2 separate regions of the Homo sapiens genome follow, and region 2 is linked to region 1. A link is a loop called in an ENCODE intact Hi-C map of the cell type or tissue named here. Cell type or tissue: IMR-90. All regions are shown on one strand. Links, peaks and the distances in the headings refer to the core of each region. The heading gives the core; the rest is flanking DNA.

Region 1 (6,730 bases), core at 1,459-5,458:
ATCATGTGAGCCCTGCTGCTTGCCCAGCTGTGCACTTGATGCCCTGTTGTAGAGATCTGGGGAAAAGGGGCACAGATGATTGAGACATATATAAGGAAACATATATAAGAAACTATATTTTCTCTGCATGTATGAATTTTAGTGTGATTGAAATTTCAGCATTGCTACATAATTTTTTTTTTTTTTTTTTTTTTTTGCTATCCACTGAAGCTTAGATGGGACCACTTAATCTCGAGGTATTTGTTTTCCCTCAAACTGCAGGATTGCCACAGCAAACCCAGAAGTGTGGTACTGTGATTATTGATTGATTGGACCATGGGCTACTTCACTACAGAGACCTAGTTTCATTCATCTTTCTCCCAACACATAGAGTAGCACCTTAATATAATATGCATTCAATAAATGATAGTTGAATGAATGAATGAAATACACTTAGGCTCTGCACCTCAGTAGATGCTCTAGGGGGAACCTCACCTATGGATTCCTTTTGACTAAAGGAAGAAAAACGAGTCTTCCTTGGAGAGTTTGATGACAGCTACCTTTCTTCATAGGTCTATGTCCTTTCTTCTTTTCCTTACCTCTTCCATCTCTATTCAATTACTTTCTTTTTACTCTGCCTTTTTTGGAAATGCGTTGGAGATGGAGGTAGCTGGCAGAATGGAAGAGTGGTCCTGCCATTGAGTTTTCCCAAATCCTCCTAAACTGTCACTCAAGAAGATTCTTAAATTTCTATGGCAATTCTTGGCTTAAAGAAAAAAAATCAGAGCGCTCTGTTCATAGCATGATAATCTTACTAATCACTCCATGATTTTCCCTGTCTTTATCCTGCACTCTGTGCCCTTCCACCACTGTGAGCTCTACAGGCCAGATGCAGGTGGCATGGCTTTGTAGTTTTTATACTCTCCTCTGTGATCCCATGAGGCTTTTCTCATACTTTTATGATGACACATTTTGTTGGATTATAAGTGAACTGATTTGCATGTCTATTTTCTCCTATAGACTGCAAGCTCATTGAGAACCTTCGCTTTCATTGTTGTATCTTCATGTTTTATGGTGCTTCATACAATGCGGACATGTAATATATGTTTGCTAACTGATCAAACTGTATATCTTATGAATCTTTAAAAGCAGAAAAAAGGAAAAACTTACTTTCCCAATGTTTGTAAGTCTTTATATTTTTCTGTCCCAACCAGCTCATCAAGCCTACCAAACTTCTGCCCTTCCTCCAACCATTCCTCTAGCTGAACATGCCAGAATATTTCCAGGAGCACCCAGGAGGACATTCAGAAATAAATCCATTTGTATCCTCCTTCTCTGACTGCTTTGATATGGGCCCCTCCCATATCACATCGCTCAGGAACAGTCCTACTTCCCTGCCTGGGGAACCTCTGACAGCTCCTGAAGATGCAAAGCTCTCAAGTTGTAAAATGGTGCTGAGTTCCCTTCAGACCTCACTGCACTGGAGCCATACTGAGATCCAGCAGAAATATGAAGAAGATTCCCTCTTTTCTGCTTGTGTCCTTCCCACAAAAGCCAGAAAAGATGTGTGTTTTGGTAGCTGTCTCTGGAAAGGGACTACTCCATGGCCCCTTTCAGGTCTCAGTGCCAAAAAGAAGTCTTCTCTAGATTCCCAACTAAGGGTTAAATGCATATGTGTACTCTTATCATACTTGTAGCTTTCTTTTTCATAATCTTATCATGATGGATTGCAAGTGCCGATTGACTTAACAGTTTCTTCCATTAGCCTGACAGCTCTATGGAGGCAAAGATAATACATTGTTCATTCTTATACTCTCTTTACTCATCTTTATGTGTGGCATACAATAATGGTAATAATAGTAATAATAATAATACTCATAGTGAATATTTGTATTGTGCTTTCTCTGGACCAGATACTCTTCTAAGTGCTTTGCCTATATTAGCTTATTCAGTCCACGTGACAACCCTTTAGGCAGATACTATTATTATCTACATTTTACATGAGGATAAACTGAGGTACAGAGGGGCCAAGTAACTTTCCTAAAGTCATCAAGCAGGTAATTGGTGGAGCTTAAATTTAAACACAGGAATCAGTCACCAGAGTTCATGTGCTCAATCACTGGACTACACTCCACTATGCTACACTACACAACTTGATACATTGTTACTCTGGATAAGGAGCTCAGCTTGGAAGCCCACATAGACTGGGCCAAGGCAATCACCCTCTCCAGGGTGCTGAGGGGACTCCTAGCACAAGGAATAGAGAGCTTATGTTTATGGATGGGACGGGGAATGTGAACAGGATGCAGGAGTGGAGAAGGCTAATAGAAGAGTGACTGGTTGGAGAACCCAGAGGAGAGTCGGTGGCACACTTAGCAGCTGGTATAAGCAGGAAATTTGAAATAGACAAAGAAATGCCTAAAGGGGATTTTTGGGTAACTTTCTTTGTGGGGCAGTCTCTAAAATTCCCCTGCCACTTCTTCTAGAAAAGGTACAGATCTACATTATTCTTTAATTCAGTTGTTTTTTTTTTTTTTTTTTTTTTTTTTTGGCAGGATCTCACTCTGTCACTCAGGCCAGAATACAGCGGTGTGATCACGGCTCACTGCAGCCTCGACCTCCCCAGGCTCAGGTGATCCTCCCACCTCAGCTTCCTGAGTAGCTGGGACTACAGGCATATGCCACCGTACCTCGCTAATTTTTATATTTTTTGTAGAGATGGGGTTTCACCATGTTGCCCAAGTTGGCCTCAAATTCCTGGGCTCAAGTAATCCTCCCACTTCAGCCTCCCAAAGTGCTGGGATTACAGGTATGAGCCACCGTGCCTGGCCTAGCTTTTTCTTTAAGGAAAACATCTTGTTAAGACTGGACCAAGTGGAGTTCCAGAATTTGAATCCATTTTATAAGCAAGTAGTGAGGTGTGTGAGTTGAATGCTACAGCCTCAACTCTCTTTGAATCTCCTGGGGGAAGAATGAGGAGAAATGGCTCAGGTCGGAGCCTGAAGCTAGCTGTATCTAGGATTTCTGATCAAGTTCCCTTATGTTTTGGAGATTGGGGGGACGTGCATTCAAGAAACTGCAAAAGAGAAAGAGGGAAGGAAAGGTTGAGATGGTGCAGAAATAAGAACAAGAGAAAGTGAGAGAGGATGTAGAAAAACCTGCTTCTTTGATTTGCATGGTGTGATTTCTGAAATTGCTCCAGCCTCTACAGGATTTATGTGGCTTCATTAATCACACTTTCTTTTGAAATGGAATTTTCTGCCTCAAAGCCTTTGAACGTTGACATTCAAATACAGTATATTCTTTTAAAATCACCTCTGGATAAAGACAACACTGTTGAGGTAATTCCCCCAGATTGCAGGTGGAGTCTGGTCCTCTGATCTTGATAATACACTGAAAATAGGACCTCCCTTCAGAAAACAGAGACGTCTGGTAAGATTAGGATACTGGATGCTGACACCCTGGGCCAGGAATCCTTGGAAGAAAAAAACAGAAAGAAAGAAAAAGCCCCTGGTCTTTGATGAACGACAAAAAGCAGCGCCATCTAGTGGCAATTTCGCTTATCCCGGCGCGTCTTGACCGGGACCTCCCTGCCTGGCTCTTTGCTTATTATCAGAGGGACTGGAACACACAAGTTCACCATTCTAGGGGCCGCATGACCTGCAATCAAATGACAGAGCTTAGGTGAAGACATGCACGTCTTACAGCTGCTGCCAATCAGAGTGGCACAACCCAAGGCATGTTTATTTTTGGTTGACTTTGGTATGCTGGGAAGTCCGTACAAAGAACATAGAACAAAGATTATGGCTCTGGAAAGGAAAGGAAGGGAAGGGGAGTACTGGTCATCAGGATTCACACCAGATATACATCCCCTTACCTAATTCACATAATCTCTCCGGTTTGCTAAGAAACCAAAGTACAAAGAGGTCAAGTCCAAAGTCAAGGAGTCAAGAGTGGCAAAGGCAGGATCTGAATCCAGGTCTCTTTAGAAAAGCTTTGTCTCAGATTTAGCTTTTGTCAGAATTTTCCTCCCTGCAAGGCCCACATTTCCAGGCCTTGCCACAGATCTTCAGCTTTTAAGGGTGATGTTACTAGTTAAGTGATAACATAACAGTTAGGAGCACCGGCAGAATTGTCAATGTCTCATGCTTCCTATGGCTGAGCTACAGAGGGAAGAAATAGTCCCTTCATCATCCCTCAATTCTCGGATCCTGTGGATGAAATTGCAGCAGCTGTTGGTGGGTAAGCACTTTCTTTTCGCAAAGCCACCACCAGCTGACACTCTGGGTCCACTGCTGCTCCAGTGTCCTGCACCTTAGGAGCGCCGCCTCCCCACCACTGCTACCATGGGGCCTGCAGCAACAACCTCTCTGGCCAGCAGTACTCCCTGAAAGTGAATTCCATCCATTCAGATTCTGATGTAATAAATTATTTTCTATGCATTGGCATATTTTTATTGGAAAAAAACCACTTATTCTTCATAATTTGGGAATAGATGTTGGTTTTTAAATAAGAGAGTATTCATTGTATGACTAATTTACTTTGAATTCAATTTATGACTTAATCAGAAAATAAATGTTAATTTCCTTTATTTATGAAAGCTCACTAAAATGTAGGCATAGAAAATATTGTAATATAAACCCTTTCCAATTCAATAGGTTAATGGTGGAGATTAAGAAGATAACTCTGACCCACTATACTGGAGGGAGCAAGCAAGAAAGAGGCATTTAGGTAAAGCCATAAGCTTATGGTAATAAAGCAAGCATATGTAGTTCTGAATTTTTAATTCAGGTACTCAATTACAGTTACATGGGTAAAATTTTTTTTGCTTGAACAAACTCTAGTAGATCACTGACTGCTGCTACACCAACACGAGGGACAGAAAATAACAGATTATACAGCGAATTAAGACTTCTTCTTGCCATGGTAGTTGACTCTGAGGAAGAAAAGAAAAAAAAAAAGCTTTCCTGACTTTTCAATGAGCAAATGATGTTATAATTTGAATAAACGGATCCAGGGAATGACAATGCAACTGGTGAAAACTACAGTTGTCAAAGCCATGTGATCAAAATCAGGATTCTGTCCTTTTTCTAATGTTTCCTCATTAAAGACTTGTCAAGGAATCTAGTTTGAGAATGGCTTGCCTTTTCCCTGAAATGCTATTTATTTATTTATTTATTTATTTGAGACACAGCCTCATCCTGTCACCCAGGCTGGAGTGCAGTGGCACGATCTCAGCTTACTGCAACCTCTGCCTCCCAGGTTCAAGTGAGTCTCATGCCTCCGCCTCCCAAGTAGCTGGGATGACAGGCACTCACCATCTTGCCTGGCTAATTTTTTTATTTTTCGTAGAGAGGGGGTTTTGTCATTTTGGCCAGGCTGGTCTTGAACTCATGACCTCAAGTGATCCAGCCACCTCGGCCTCCCAAAGTGCTGGAATTACAGGTGTGAGCCACCACGTCCGGCCCTGAAATGCTTTATAATTGACATTTTGGAGAGACAGTTTTTGTAAGATTATATCATAGTCTCCCTGATGTTTCATGAACAGGTATTACGTTTGGTATAAAATATAGACAATATGGGCATGGAAATAATGGGGCCTTTGAGATATTTCTCAAATGATTCTACAAAATTTAAAAGCAGATAATTTCTCAATGTAATTCAAAATTAGAATTTTCTCTCATAACTTGGGCTTTAACATTTCTGAAAACTAACTCAATGTTGTGTTGGTTTTAGAGTAAAAACACATTTTAACAACAGCAAGAAGGAAACCCAATGTCAGCAAACTCTTTGTTGATGAAAACAACCATTGGTTATTATGACACTCAGTCACAATAACCTCATGAAGAGTGAACCAGGACTGCAAACTTGGACATGGATCTGGCCACTCAGTAGATCCTGACTCTTCTTCTACCCCTGGATTGTAGTCTACTTAATCACATTTTTTAAAAAAAAACTTCTGAAGTCAATGGTAAAGAGTCCTTTTGCTAATGGAAAACTCACTCTAGAGAGTCTATCAATGGAGGCTGGATGGTGGGTGAGTGCACAAGGCAGCCTTAAAATAGTAAGAAGAAATATGATTTGTTGCATGCCTGCCAGGCACCAGTGTTGCATTTCTACCATGTGCTCCTGTTCTAAGTGGCTTCTGTTTGTTTGTATATTATTCTTTTAATTATCAAGGTAATATCATCTCCCCTCTCTCCACCATTTTTTGTTTTGTTTTTTTTTTTTTTTACTGTGAGAGCTTAGATAACTTGCCCAAATTCAAGTTGATTTATTTGGTAGAGTCAGGAAGGTTTTGTGCTCTTTCCTAGCTAAGTTGGGAGCACTGTCATCCAGGGGAAAAAGGCCTCTCTTGGTGAGACAGAGGAGAGAAAACAGGAAGTGCTCCCCTGGTCCAAGCAGTTGCCCTGTGTCCCTATGCAGAAAGTTGAGTCCAGATTGATTGTCATATTCTGACTTCCCCTCCCCCACTGCTTTTCTTTTAAACAAGGCAGTAAATTTGTTAGTAGTTTGGCAACTGAACTCATGGGTTGGTGGAAGTAGCCACCAAATGGTGTGCCTGACTCATGCAGTGGGAAAAGCTTCTGAGGGAGACAACTGAGGTGTCTCTGGGGCTAGCAATGCTCTTACTGTGAGACTGGCCTCAAGACAATGGAGAGGCTCTCTTGTATGCTACATATATCTCTCCCCATGTACACAGTTGATTGGTCCAGTGATGGACACCTGACCAAAGGTAAGCCAATAAGAT
Region 2 (4,000 bases), core at 1-4,000, 220 kb before region 1:
ATTTGAATTGAAGCGCTACACATCTCCCCAAAGCTTTACAATGCCATCTGTTCTCATTTTTCATGACACTACAAACATTTTCCTTTGGAAAAAGGATTCTGTATTTTGCTTCCTTTTTAGAATGAAAACTGGAAAACTTGAATGAAACTAAATATATAGAGAGGCATCCAAGTTGTACGTGTAAAGTAGTAAATGTAGAGGGTATTTAAAACATTTTTTGTGGTTAAGATCTCTACCCTTTTCATCTGTTCCACTCTAGAGATAAAAGTTCTTTTTTACTTTAAGATTTTTGCAAAAAATAATTCAAAACTTTAAAAATAACGAAAAATGAACTTAAAAAGTGATTAAAACCCTTGAGTTTGAGAACACCAAAAAAAACAGAATTGCTTTACAAATTGTTTTTGGCACTTCACTTACGAAGAAAATACGCTAAAATGTAAGTATACATACACACATGTGCACACTCACACAAACACACACCCACACCCCTCCATTAATCCCTAACCAAATATAAATAGCATCGTTAGTCAATTACTTCTGATGGTTAAAACCACAAATTGGTTACAATGATCTGTCACTTTATATGGCCAAATAATAAAACTTCAAGCAGAAGAGATGATTACTATAAGTACAATAGAAAACATCATTCACTGTTTTAATTTGTTTTGAATTTTTACTGGAAAAAAACAGAAAGAAAATTTTTAACTTTCAAATGTAAACATTCATCACTGAGTCCTAAAAAAACTTCCCATTTCAAATTTCATTTGTGTCAGTGCTAATATGTATCAAAATAGCCGCATCTCTTGTACACTGTGGATTTTCTGGGAAGTTACTCACCTTTGATTATAGGAAAGTAAAGGAAAGTCTAATTAATAGGTTGAAACCGTACTGAATTTCTGCTTCTCTGTATACATGATCATTTTTGTCTCTGTTTGGACTGAAAGCCAGATACTCAACAATCATTCCCTAAAAATTTAAAGTATTAATTACATACATGTATTTGTACAATGTTAAGTATCACTGCAACCTGGAAAAACTTGCGGTAAAATTAAAATTTTTCATTTCAAAACAACAGTGCTCTTAGCTTAATCCTCTACAATATTGTATTCAAAAATAGTTTTTCTGTGTGATTAACAGTAATATTACCTGGGCTATTTTTAAAATCTGGAATTAGAATTCAATTTTAAAAACTGCACTCAAAAAACATCCTGGATTCAGATATGAATGGACCTGGGAAGTTTCTTAAAAGAAATACATTTTATCCTAGATCGATAGTAAGAAACAGCAAGGAAATGCACAGAAACAGGATATAGGGAATACATAAATTGGGTCTACACTGGTTAAGAAACAAAGTTAAAAAAATAATTCTACTCACTTTAAAATGACACTGTGCTGAAAAATAATGAGAATAGATAAAAGCTTTGACCACTCCCATTGTCTACCTTAAAAAAATACTAGTATAGTTACTCAAGGCACGGAACTGGACAAACTGCAATTTGAATCCAGAAGACAGAATCCAGAGCCAGGGACAAAACAAGTCAAAGGAGTTGGTGACCAGGGCAATGGCCAGAAGTTTACCCGTTTATATCAGATTCTGTGCCATCCACCCTGCGGGGCCGTCTGAGCTGTGCTTCCCCAGCTGGTGGGCCCCTCCACGTCAGCCCTCTCGTAGACTCCAAAAGGAAATCAGAGTTGAACAGTATAGCATATTGTTATTAAAAGTGATTTGAGTTGTGACATGAATATTGTACTTTCAATAAAGGAGGTATACACTTTAGAAAGCTCTTCAGCCTCTAGAAAGAATAGACATTTAAAAGATTAAAGCGTTTAAAGAATGATCTCTCCACTGACCAGAATACCCACATCAAAATAATGTACCACTGGGTTTTATTGGTAGCTGCAATTTAGCCCATATGAAATGGAATATGGCCTTAGTGTTAATGCAAATACGTTGCCATTTATCATAAAATAAGTGTCATCTCTAAAGGTAACTGGACTTTCCTTAAAAATGAACCATTCTAACATGAAAGAGGCATAAATTAATAAATCCCTGAGAAAGCCTAGCCTACGGCTGTAAGGAACATCTAACTGCTTAACTGGGCAACCAAAAGACTCATACAAATAATTAGAATACTTATTTCCAATTGATGAAAGCAAAACTACTCCAATTCACATTAAGGTTGATGAGTCACATAAACCACTCACTGACTTAATTTTACTTAGAAATTGCTCATGCACTTTTGTTGCTTTCCTGGAAGGTTATACAAATGATTATATACTCATTTAATTATTAAACTGAATGATCTCCTTAAGGGCAACATTAAACATACTAAAGTACAGTACACCATGTCACAATGTGCTTAAGTATCCCTACTAAAAATAAAAATTAAAACAAGGTTAGAAAACAACTAACAACTAGGTTAAATTCAATCCAAAATATAGATTTGGGAATTTCTAATAAAATTGTCCATATTGTTTGAATGGGTTCACCACTGAGTAATAGTGTGAATAATTTAGGTAATCATCTCAAAAGGTTATAATTCCTCTGGGAAAAAAAAAAAACATGTTTAAAACTCTACACTTACAATATTTCACATAATATAATTAATAAATGTTTGCTAGATGATTGGATTTAAGTTATATGATAAAAAAATACTGCTCACACTTATAATGCTTTAAATGCTTTACAACTTACAAAACACTTTCACATAAGCCACCTTACGCTAACAACTGTGTTAGGTAGATATTACTATCCCCATTTCATAGATAAGGAAATTGAGGCTCACAGAGATTAAATGTTTTACCCAAGGTCATAGCCCTAGTAAATTCACTGCTTAGAGAATAATTAGCTTAAGTTAAGATAACAGCTACTTCCTGCTTCCCCATTCCAGTCTCAGAGACACACAAACACAATATGCATCACATATAAAATGTGATAAAATCAAAAATTATACATCAATCATGTTTATGCACTACATTATTTGCCTATTTCCATTCGTATTTTTGTAAGCGCTGTTTCTGAAAGGTAATATAGCATATAATTACACCTTTCTTTTTAAAATGCTATGATAATCTTCTCACTGCCTGGGAAGTTTCCATGGCAGAAAGACTGGGCACAGTCAGGTAACTGGTATTTCTTGATTACCATCCACCAGTAGGTTGATCTTTGGAAAGTTACTTATCTTTGGAAAGTTACCTATCCACCAGCAGGTTGATCTTTGGAAAGTTAACGCGGGCCCCCAGGTTCCTTGTTAGTCACATAAGGGATCTGTAATAAACACTTCCTAAGTCAGGTCCACCATCCATTCTCCACAGCAGTGGTTCTTAAGCTTTAACATGCACAAGAATCACCCAGAGAGCTTGTCCTAACAGAGTTTCTGGCCCATCCTCAGAGATCTGATTTAATAGGTCCAGATAGGGCCCATGAATCTGCATTTCCCAGAAGCTCACAGGTCAGACCAGTGCTGCTGGTCGTGGGACCAAACTTTGGGAACCACTGCTACACAGTAACATGGGAAACCGAAATACTTCAGAAAATGAAAGTCTGATGTAGCTTCTCTCCAGAAGCCTTCAGTGGTTTCCCCATAGCCCTTAGCATAAAGTCCAAAGTGCTAAATGAATAACAGTATGTGGACACCCAGGTCTCCACCCAGATGCATTGCTCAGGATCTCTTTCTGGGCCTTTCCTGATACCCCAAGCTGCTGGGCTGAGTTTTATGTCCCTCATCTGTGCTCTTAGGAAAATGTGTTCCCTGTGTCCTAAAACTGTAAGGAACTGTTATCACATGCTTCCTTGCCTCTGTTCTCAACATTCCAGAAGTGGTTTGTAAACATACCCCCAACTCCCACTGCTCCAAATTTAAGGGGGGAAGAGTCCCCTCATTTCACCTCACATCATTTTACTTAAGAATCGATGCCACCTTCGGGCTATGCATCAGGTCTCGTTTCCAATATTTCTAGCAGAGCCCTCCTCAACCCTTCTTTATTACTCCCCACTCTG

What was found. A loop is a pair of places that touch in the nucleus more often than their neighbours do. Peaks named below come from ENCODE experiments on the same cell type or tissue, not always from the same donor. Only the 100,000 strongest peaks of a DNase experiment are listed, where the experiment ranks them.
Region 2: it touches region 1 in a loop (3-fold over the local background); 2 of 110 quality-filtered maps call a loop at or near these places.

What each region holds. Positions count from the first base shown.
Region 1 is chr9:14,425,436-14,432,165 of GRCh38, forward strand. It overlaps a transcript of NFIB not described here. Among named protein-coding and RNA genes, the nearest start is that of TRH-GTG1-6, 5.2 kb to the right of the region's middle. In IMR-90, for the core only: a CTCF peak has its summit at 3,525 (motif pointing left); a DNase peak (open chromatin) is centred at 3,526; H3K27me3 peaks cover 992 bases.
Region 2 is chr9:14,210,088-14,214,087 of GRCh38, forward strand. All of the region lies in intron 2 of NFIB (nuclear factor I B), which reads right to left. Among named protein-coding and RNA genes, the nearest start is that of NFIB, 100 kb to the right of the region's middle. In IMR-90, for the core only: no CTCF peak of the experiment used is centred there; a DNase peak (open chromatin) is centred at 2,194.